Linked DNA regions of Homo sapiens: region 1 is linked to region 2. Evidence: chromatin loops called from intact Hi-C (ENCODE). Cell type or tissue: mammary epithelial cell. All regions are shown on one strand.

Region 1 (5,000 bases), 87 kb after region 2:
AGCTGCAGCCAACAAGTTATGCCAGTCTTAAAACTTCTAAAGAAATATGTTTTTAACAAGATTGAGGACTGGATTATGAGGCTAGGGGAGGCTATCACAAACTGGAATAAAATAAAGCCAGAGAAAAGTGGCTGCCTCCCAACCTGCACAACTGACCTAGCTAGGCTGATGGCTGGGCCACCTAGGAAGGCTACTGAGCATCATATAAAACAGAAGGGACAGCAGGAATATAACATGGCTCTTTGTAAGGATGAGTCTGAAAAATGACCATTTGCTGCCCAAATGCCCTTAGCTACAACTGAAAATATTTCAGAACTGGAGGTTGCAGGATGCTGGAATCTCAGAGATCATCCAGCTCAGCCCTTTATTTTTCAGATGAGGTCCAAAGCGGGTAAAATGACTTGTCAAGGTCAAACAGCAAGTGAATGGTTTTCTTTCAAGTCTCAATTCATCTTTTTGTTTATATCATCTATGTCTTGTTGTTATAAGCTTCACCCCAGGTAGCAAAAAACTATTCTACTCAAAAGGGGTAGACATATGTTAGTTCTCAAGATCATCTCTTGGTTTCAGAGTTTAACTCAAGTGATTGGCATAGGCTGAATCCATCTCTTAAAAGGATAATCAAATTTATGTTGAAGACTTGGTTGTCTTCCTACTATGAAATGGGAAACATTATCACTACTCCTCCCCTGTCACCACCAAGTGTGGCCACCACCACCAACGTTAGTGAGTGACTGTGGTGATATGATGACCAAGTGGCCAGGTCAGCAAGTGGTGCAGCCTGTGTCTCACTGGAAGAGGTTAAAGTCTTTCTAAAACAAAATACCATGGCATCAAAGTGGCCCAGAACTCCCTTCTTTGAGCTTTCCCTGTGTTAGAGCCCTTCCTTGGGTTGGGAGTTAAACCCATAGTCTTACCTTCATCTGTTTAGGGCCATCAGCTTCAAAGAACAAGTCATCCTCATTGCCACTGTAATAAAAACAGGGACATGTCTCAATTATGTCTTCTAAACAGGTTTATTTTTCCTTCCCTGTGTACAAGACTTGACTGTTCATAAGAAACTGCAAACAGCCTGCCTCTCAAAGCTGCCTGAAACACCTGGCAAGTTTCACAGTGATATGCGCAGAACAGTCCAGAAGGCAGATTCTAGGCCTGGCAGGTGGGCACCCTGGGTGCTCCCTGTTGGATCTTGAGGCCTAACCTCTAGCCCAGCAGAGTCAGCTAAAATCTGAGCTCTCCCTCTCCCTCCAAGCCACACTTTGCAAAGGGATTCCTTGTATTGTGGGCTTGGAGTCTTTTCTCCCCATTTGCCTCTGCAGGAAGCCCTTGCAACAACACATCTGGATAGCCTCCAGGTCCCAAGGCTGGAGGGACTTGTAATGGGAAAGTAGTCTTTAAATCAGATTTACTTGGCACCCTGTTTGCCACTGAAAGAGGCAATTTAGGGGAAAAATCTGGTCTCCAAGCACAGATAACACTCTACTCTTGAAAGAGGAGACCTGCTCATGTTACTGGTCTCAGCGTCTCCACTGACCTGTAATAAGCCATCATTTCACTGGCGAGCTCAGGTACTTCTGCCATGGCTGCTTCAGACACCTGTGTAAAAAGGAGAAAATGAGTGACTTCCCCATGACGGCTACGTTCATGTGTGATTTCTCTCAGCATCCAGTGCATGGCAGTCATGCAAAGAAATGATCTCTGAGTAAATGAATGAATGTGTGAAAGAGAAGTCCTTTGGGTCTAGAGAAAAGCATTTGCTAAACCAAACCCCAACTAGCAATGTATTGGCTAGGAGAGCTGGAGCAGAGGCTTTGACACTAACCTTTAGGGTGTCAGCTGTTAGATAAGCAGTATCCATTCCCAGAATATTTCCCGAGTCATAAGCATTATATTACACCTGGCATTTTTGCAAAAAGCTGAGAGAGGGAGGCAGAGAGGGAAGGAGAGGGAGAGACAGAGAAAGAAAGAGAGAGAGAGAGAGAATATGCATACACACAAAGAGGCAGAGAGACAGAGAGACTCCCTTAGCACCTAGTTGTAAGGAAGATTAAAGTCATACTTGAGCAATGAAGATTGGCTGAAGAGAATCCCAGAGCAGCCTGTTGTGCCTTGTGCCTCGAAGAGGTTTGGTATCTGCCAGTTTCTCCCTCGCTGTTTTTATGGCTTTCAAAAGCAGAAGTAGGAGGCTGAGAAATTTCTCTGTTGAATACCTGATTTCACAATCAAGTTAAAGGAAAGGGGAAAAGAGTATTGGTGGAAGCTTCTTAGGGGAGGGGACTAATAAACTGAGATAATTCTCTGGTTCATGGAAGGGCAAGGAGTAGCAAACTATGACACATTTTGCAAATGTATCACCATGCAAATATGCATTGTTTTCCTGACAATCGTTGTGCAGTTGATGTCCACATTAAAATACTGGATTTTCCCACGTTAGAAGAATGTTTAAATTTAGTATATGTGGGACAAAGTGGAAGACACACAGATTTATACATGCACATACTTTTCTTCATTCACTTCTTTGTACTTAAGTTTAGGAATCTTCCCACTTACAGATGGATAAATGGGTACAATGAAGGGCCAATAGCCCTCCCTGTCTGTATTGAGGGTGTGGGTCTCTACCTTGGGTGCTGTTCTCTGCCTCAGGAGCTCTCTGTCAATTGCAGGAGCCTCTGAGGAGAAAATTGACCTTTCTTGGCTGGGGCAGAGAACATACGGTATGCAGGGTTCAGGCTCCTGACGGAGTTGGGGCAACCCTGGAGATAAGCTCACACAACCCTGCAAGACCAGGTGCTGTTACCCTAGCCAATCTCATGGATGAACCAGATCAATGCCAGATGAGCTCTGCCTAAAATGATTTTTTGGTGAACTCTGAAAAGTGGAATATTGTTTCTGTAAGAATATCCATCTGAGACTCTATCTCTTGGTAATACCAACCAAGAGTTATCAGTTTCTCTTTAACCGAGACACCAGCAAAGTGCCTGCTCCAGGGTACTGCCCAGGGGAGCCCTCCATTTGTAGAATGAATGAGAGTCCAGGTTATGAACAGTGCCTGGAGTGTAGGAACACCCTCCTTTGCCTCTTTGACAGGTCTGCATCATAACACTTTTTTTTTTTTTTTGAGACAGAGTCTCACTCTGTCGCCCAGGCTGGAGTGCAGTGGCACGATCTCGGCCCCCTGCAAGTTCCGCCTCCCGGGTTCACACCATTCTCCTGCCTCAGCCTCCCCAGCAGCTGGGACTACAGGCACCTGCCGCCACGCCCGGCTAATTTTTTGTATTTTTAGTAGAGACAGGGTTTCACCATGTTAGCCAGGATGGTCTCGATCTCCTGACCTTGTGATCTGCCCGCCTCGGCCTCCCAAAGTGTTGGGATTACAGGCGTGAGCCACCGTGTCCAGCCTGTAACACTTCTTATAGCACTGAGTTGAAACCTTGCTCCTCCTGGTTCCTCCAGGAAACTGAAATCTTTTTGAGCCAAGTCTAGCACAGTGCCTGGCATGTACATTCAGGTGGTAGAGTTTGCTGCTTGAATGGGTGAATGGGAATTTGACAGCATTTTTATTCAAATTAGTATGTGCCAGGTATCGTGCTCGCTCTGCATTATCCAAGGGAGTGAGCCTCTGTGCAAGTATTTGAGACACGAGGGAAATAGGTTCTACTGTGGGAAAAAGAGCATTTCATGGACTTGCTCTCCAAGCAGCCTTCTGATTTTTAATTTGGCTCCCAGTATCTTGATATCAGGAGTCAGTCACAAGAACTCCATCTTTAGTAAGTTATATTTTCCACAGGAAATCTAAAAGCTGTTCAACATGTTAGTTTCCTGTGAATTTGATAAGCCATAATCCATTCCTAACACTGAGCCCTCCTGAAATTTGGTGTCTGGTCCTGCAGATAGCTAAAAGCCCTGTCTGGGTGGCCTAGGGGACTCCTCTGTTTTGCCTCCACAGGATCCACTTTGCAAATTAACCACTGGTTCTCCCGTTGTAGGAACTGCCACCTTCCTCAGAGCCTGTCTTTCTTCCTTCCTTCCTTCCTTCCTCTTTCTTTTTCTTTCTCTCTCTCTTTCTTTCTTTTCTTTTCTTTCTTTCTTTCTTTCTTTCTTTCTTTCTTTCTTTCTTTCTTCCTTTCTTTCTCTTTCTCTCTTTCTCTCTTTCTCTTTCTTTCTTTCTTTCTCTCTCCCTCCCTCCCTCTCTCTCTTTCTTTCTTTTTCTTTCTTTTCTCTTTTCTTTCTCTCTTTCTTTCTCCCTCCCTCTCTCTCTTTTTCTTTGTCTCTCCCTCCCTTCTCTCTCTCTTTCTCTTTCTCTCTCTCTCTCTCCTAGACAGGATCTACCTTTATCCCCCAGGCTGGAGTGCAGTGGTACAATCATGCATTCATTGCATGATCACAGCAGCCTCAAACCCTTCCTCAGAGTCTTTATGCGGCAACCAGCAGGGTCTGGAGGGTTGGTGGCTCTGTGAACTCTCCTGACAGAACACAGAGATGTCTTTGGTCTGTTGATGTGATTACAAGCTGAACGAAGGAGGATCAAAGCCAGTGACAGGAAGGGAGATATGCAAGGGACCCGAGCATCAGCTCTGAGTTAGTCCATTCTGCTTCTGGGACTTGGGATACAGGTCAGAAACCTTGAGCTTCTACTTCTCCATCTTCCAATTGTAGCATCCAGGACCTCAGAATCTGCCAGCTAAGAGGAGCCCTAATGATTGTCTGGTGGGATATGGTGGGACCACAGAGATGAAGACATGAATAGCTATTTGAATGTGAACAGCAGACGAAGAAATCAAGGCTAGGAGGGTGGAAGTGACTCATCCAATAGCACAGTGTGGTTGAAGCAGCACTAGTATCCAGGTTGCATGAGCCCCTGATGCTTTCGCTCGAGGGAAATTTTGGAGCCATGGGGCAATGCCCCCTGACGTAACAGTCTCCACAGTTCTGCCATGTCTCATCCTGGCCCTGTAACCTGGACCCAAATCTGCTACCATCCCATCCATCTCAGGAAGTGA
Region 2 (5,000 bases):
GCAATCCTCCCACCTTAGCCTCTCGAGTAGCTGAGACCACAGGCATGAGCCACTGAGCCTGGCTTCCTCATCATTAAATTTTAAGAGTTATATGAGACCAAATAGAAAATGTTTATCATAGCTGAAGGTAAGAAATATGTTCATTTTTACATGGTACAAAAACAAAACAAATCCTAGAGTAAACATTTACATATTCATAATATTCCATATTTATAATAACGAGAACACTGAGTAGTGATGAGAATTTCCATAGGACTAATAGCAGTGTAAAGAATGACACAGGCATGCGAAGGTCATAGGGGTGTATATGTGTAAGTGTCAGGGATTTATGCAGGTGTTTATGAAAGAGGGTTAAATCCCACAAAAAGATAATTTGAAATGGATTCACTGGTTTGGTTCCCTTCTGGCTTGTGCCGTAAGCAGGACAGTGACATGGACCCAACGAATGGGGAGCACTACCATGCCCAGAAATCCAGGTACTGGCACACTCAGCCAAGCAGCACCTTCTACTGCTAGAAATGGGGGAGACGCAAAGGTAAGTTCACAATTGAGAATCACTAACATTTGAGAAAACCAACACTACATGAAAGAGGCATAAAACTCAACAAACAAGAATGAACACTGGAGCAAAGAGGAATACTTTTAAGAGTATCACAGTCAATATCTTCAGAGTGATAAGAGAGAGTATTGCTATCCTAAAACTAGAATGGGCTGTTATGAAAAATAACCAACAGAAAGGCAGAACAACTGCATGGACAGCGCTGAAGAATACATCTGTGAGCTGAAAATTCAGCTGTGAAATCCTCCTAGAAACCAGTGTAATAAAACAATGAAGTGAACAGTATGAAAACAACATTTAGAGTTCTGAAGGATATATCCATTACTCAATAACTCCAATATCCATCTAAGAGAGTTTCTAGAAGGAAAAAAGTTCAACACACAAAGTGGTTGTAGAAGAAGAATTTCAAGAAATGAACAAAGAAACAGTTGTTCAGGTTGAAAAGGCTCTCAGATAGTTAAGCAGGATGAATGGGAGAAAAAAATATAATAGAAAACCAAAGATAAAAAGAAAATCGTACAAGCTTCCAGAGAGGGGGAAGAAAAGGATTACCTATAAAGGAATGAGAATCAGACTGACGTGAGACATTAACAAATCAACAACTCCAGATGCAAGAAAGAAAATGAAGCAGTCACTTAAATTTTTCCAGGGAAAACAAGCTGAAATTAAGAAATTTCCCCCAGCCAAACTATGATTCCAGCATGAAGGCAAATAACAAGTTTCACAAGAATACAGACTCAAAAGGTTTGCCATTCAAAAATCATAAAGTCACTAGTGAGTAAACTTTAGAATTCACATGAAAGACTTGAAATAAAAGTAACTGCAGGCCAGGTGCAGTGGGTGGTTCACACCTGTAATCCCAGCACTTTGGGAAGCTGAGGCAGAGGACTGCTTGAGGCTAGGAGTTTGAGACCAGCCTGGGCAACACAGTGAGACCCTGTGTCTACAAAAAAATGTAAACTATAATGGGTGTAGTGGTGTGTACCTGTAGTCCTAGCTACTCAGGAGGCTGAGGTGGAGGATCACTTGGGTCCACCCAGGAGGTTTAAAGTTGCAGTGAGCTATGATGGCATCACTGCACTCCAATCTAGGCAAAAGAGTGAAACCCTGTCTCTTAAAAAAAAAAAAAAAATGAAAAAAGGAACTGCAAGAAGAATATGATATATATTCTGCAAATCATGTTTGAGCTTACATCTATCACTTTATTTTCATTTCAGTGTATTATTTTATGAAATAAAACTAGATTAAACACAGAAATGAGGAAAAAATAATTCATGTAAGCTGAATTACAAAATAAAATAGCAGGCATAAGTTTAAACATACAAGTAATCATAATAAATGTGTACGAACTAAATTTGCTTTTTAAAAGCAGAGAGTTTCAAATTTGTTTAAAACATTTAACTGTGTGCATTTATATGAGACATACCTAAAATAAGTCAGCCCATGAAGGCTTAAAGTAAAGGGATGGAAAAAGAGCTACCAGAGCTACCAGACATATTCTAACAACAAAAAGCAGGTGTGGCAAGATTAATCAGACAAAAGAAATCAAAGCAAGTCATGAATCTTTCTGTACCTAACAACATAACTTTAAAAAATAGAAAGTAAAAATTGACAGACATATGAAGAGAAATTGTCAATGATTAATCACAGTGCCAGTGACAGACTTTGGCATATTTCTTTCAGAAAGCAATAGATCAAATAAACAAATAGGATATACATTATTTTCAAACACTTTTGGAACATTTACCAAGAATGATCAGATATTAAGGCCACAAAGAAAATTTCAACAAAATCCATCAAGTAGAGTACACATAGGCCACATTCACCAACTACAATGCAATATAATTAGAAATTAACAGCAGAAAAAAAAAATCTACACATCTGGAAATTAAAAGATACTTTTCTAAGATATTTTTTGGGTTAAAGAACTCAAAATGGGAATCTCAAGCTATTTAGAAATGAACAATGACAAGATATGTCAGTTATGAAGCTTTTGTCTATTGGCCCCAAACCCCATCCTCTGCTTTGTGATGCTGGGGATAAAACTCTGTAAAACTTTCTGCTGGGCAGCAGCTCCCTGCTCAGCTCTGCCAGCAGGGGGCACGAGAGGGAGGCTGCAGGGATGGAGAAGGAAGACACTTGCTTCTTCCTATTTGCTTTCATCACCCCAGCAACGGTCCCTCACCCTGGCAGTAACAGTTGGTTCTAGCATCTTTTTTTCCCCCTCAGAGCCCACCTCCCTGTGCAGCTTCAGAGCAGAAGCACCAAATGGATAGCATCTTTTCCTCAAAATCTGAGCCCCAGCCCTGCAGGGCCTCTCCTCCATCATCTGCTGGGTAGTATGCCTTCCTTACAGTTGGAGTCCCATTTCTACCAGGGTTTGTCTCTCCTGCTTCTTGGTTCTGATACCCTAACCTCTCTTTGTTCTCCTAGACCCAGTGGGTACAAGCTGCTTCCTACAGTTATCACATTACCTCAGGTTCCTGTGTGCTGTCAGCCCTGTGTGTAGCACCCACACTCCTTCTGATCCCTTCAGCATCTTGTGCACACAGGCTTACCGCGTGCTTTCACAGCCAGCATCTGTGCTCCCTCGTATGTGCCCAGAGAGTGAGAAGTGCCTGACAATTCTTGTCCGCCCGAGGCAGCCATGAATAAATGACCATGGAAGCTTTAACAATGTAGCTCCCTTGCCTCTGATCAGGATGACTCTGAGAGATGTGACCTACACTGTCTCCAGAGCTCCCCTGTGGGGCTGTGCCAGAGTCACCGTCCATGGATTCGCTTTTCTGATCCTACAACTTCACTCCCCTCCCAGTTTTCCCTGGAGTGTCTTCCTAATAAACTACTTTCACATGGATTCTCCTCTTAGGCTCCACCTCTAGAGAACCCACATAAGATACTGTGTAACCAATTACATTCTTTCTGTGGTTTGTTTTTCAGACTTGATCCTGACTGATAAAGAGTATTACTTAGTCAAATCTGAGGGATATGACCAAAGTAAAATTCAGAGGCAAATCTGCTATAGCACTGAACATATTTATAAAAAAAAAAAAAAGAAAGACTCACTTTTAAATGATCTAAGGTTTCAATTAAAAAGCTAGGAAAAGAGCAATAAATATAAAAATAGATGCAGACATTGATGCAAGAGAAAAAATAATCAATAAAACCTGAGGTCTTTTAAAAAGATTAATGAGAAAAAATCTTTGGCAATAAAACCTGAGATCTTTTAAAAAGATTGAGAAAAAATCCCTTTAAAAAGTCACAAAATTACTAAAGTTGACTCAAGATATATGAACTCTAGAACAATGACCCCATAACAAATTGAGAGGATATATACAAAATTATCCTCCAAAGAAACACGGTCCAGATGATTTTTATGGGCAAGTTTTTATCAAACCTTCAAAAAATAAAAATAATTCTCATGTCATACAAACTATTTTCAGTTTATAGGGCAAAAAGGAAAATACTCAACTCATCTGCCTAAGTCAGCATAACATTGGTACTAGGAAAACACAAGAAAAGACAACCAAAGTACACAAAAATGTGAATAAAAGAATTGCAACTCACAAAAATATAATACTTCATTTCTCGACATACCTATACTGTATGGACATGCATGAAAACAGAATGAATGACTGGCAATGGTGGTCACCTCCAGAGAGAAGTTTGGGATGCCTAAGTATGTATGTTTGTAGAGGGAGAGGGCTGATCATTTATCTGCATTACTTGAAATGATTTCAATAATAAAAAGGTACTCATTTTTAAATAATACAACAACAAAAAAAGAGGATAAGAAAAAGAACTCAAGTTCAATTCCACAAGGAGAAATAGTTAATATTTAACTGGATGTTGTGAAAATGTTGCCTGGAGTAGACTTAAACTGAACTTTTCCTTTTTTTTGCTGATGTTCAACATTACCAGCCAAAGGACTGAATGAGTTTTGCTCTAGGCAAGGATCTTAGAAGTTTATTCCATCATTTTTTATTAATATATTTTTCCTTCAGGAAAAATTTCTCCTAAGGATCATACTCTTTGCCTACCATCTATTTTATCCTTATCTGCAGAATCCAAGATAAAATTTAAATACTATTTGTAGCTACCCAGAGTATTCAGAATACTCCAACTTTACACAGAAACTTGCCTTCTGACCTCAGTTTCAATGTTAAATGTGTACTCTTCAGAACTTGATACCCAAAGAAAGCAAAGTTCCTTTTGGAGCCAGTTTGTTTGGATTAGTTTTCCAACTTCTTTGTGCCTCAGTTTTGTTTGTAAAGTGGTCATAGTAACAGTGGTTATGATAATTATGTGAGATAATCTTAGCTAAGTGCTTATAAAAGCACAGATACACAAAAGACACTGTTTATGGGCATGTCATTATTATTATTACTCTGTATTTACAAGAGTAGCTAAATTTCTACTTAGATGAAGGCTATCTCTCCTA

What was found. Hi-C counts contacts between places; a loop is a spot of excess contacts. Peaks named below come from ENCODE experiments on the same cell type or tissue, not always from the same donor. Only the 100,000 strongest peaks of a DNase experiment are listed, where the experiment ranks them.
Region 1: a loop joins it to region 2, with 5 times the contacts of the local background. A loop is called at or near these places in 3 of 110 quality-filtered maps.

What each region holds. Positions count from the first base shown.
Region 1 is chr2:112,834,649-112,839,648 of GRCh38, forward strand. IL1B (interleukin 1 beta) reads right to left here and starts at 2,131. Exons shown (of 7, transcript NM_000576.3): 1 at 2,060-2,131; 2 at 1,535-1,596; 3 at 918-969. The coding sequence starts at 1,581. In mammary epithelial cell, no CTCF peak of the experiment used is centred here; a DNase peak (open chromatin) is centred at 2,253; H3K4me3 peaks cover 2,199 bases; H3K27ac peaks cover 2,927 bases.
Region 2 is chr2:112,747,192-112,752,191 of GRCh38, forward strand. The region is part of intron 5 of CKAP2L (cytoskeleton associated protein 2 like); the gene reads right to left. Among named protein-coding and RNA genes, the nearest start is that of CKAP2L, 15 kb to the right of the region's middle. RefSeq lists an enhancer at 2,814-2,863. In mammary epithelial cell, a CTCF peak has its summit at 2,653 (motif pointing right); a DNase peak (open chromatin) is centred at 2,680; H3K27ac peaks cover 1,984 bases.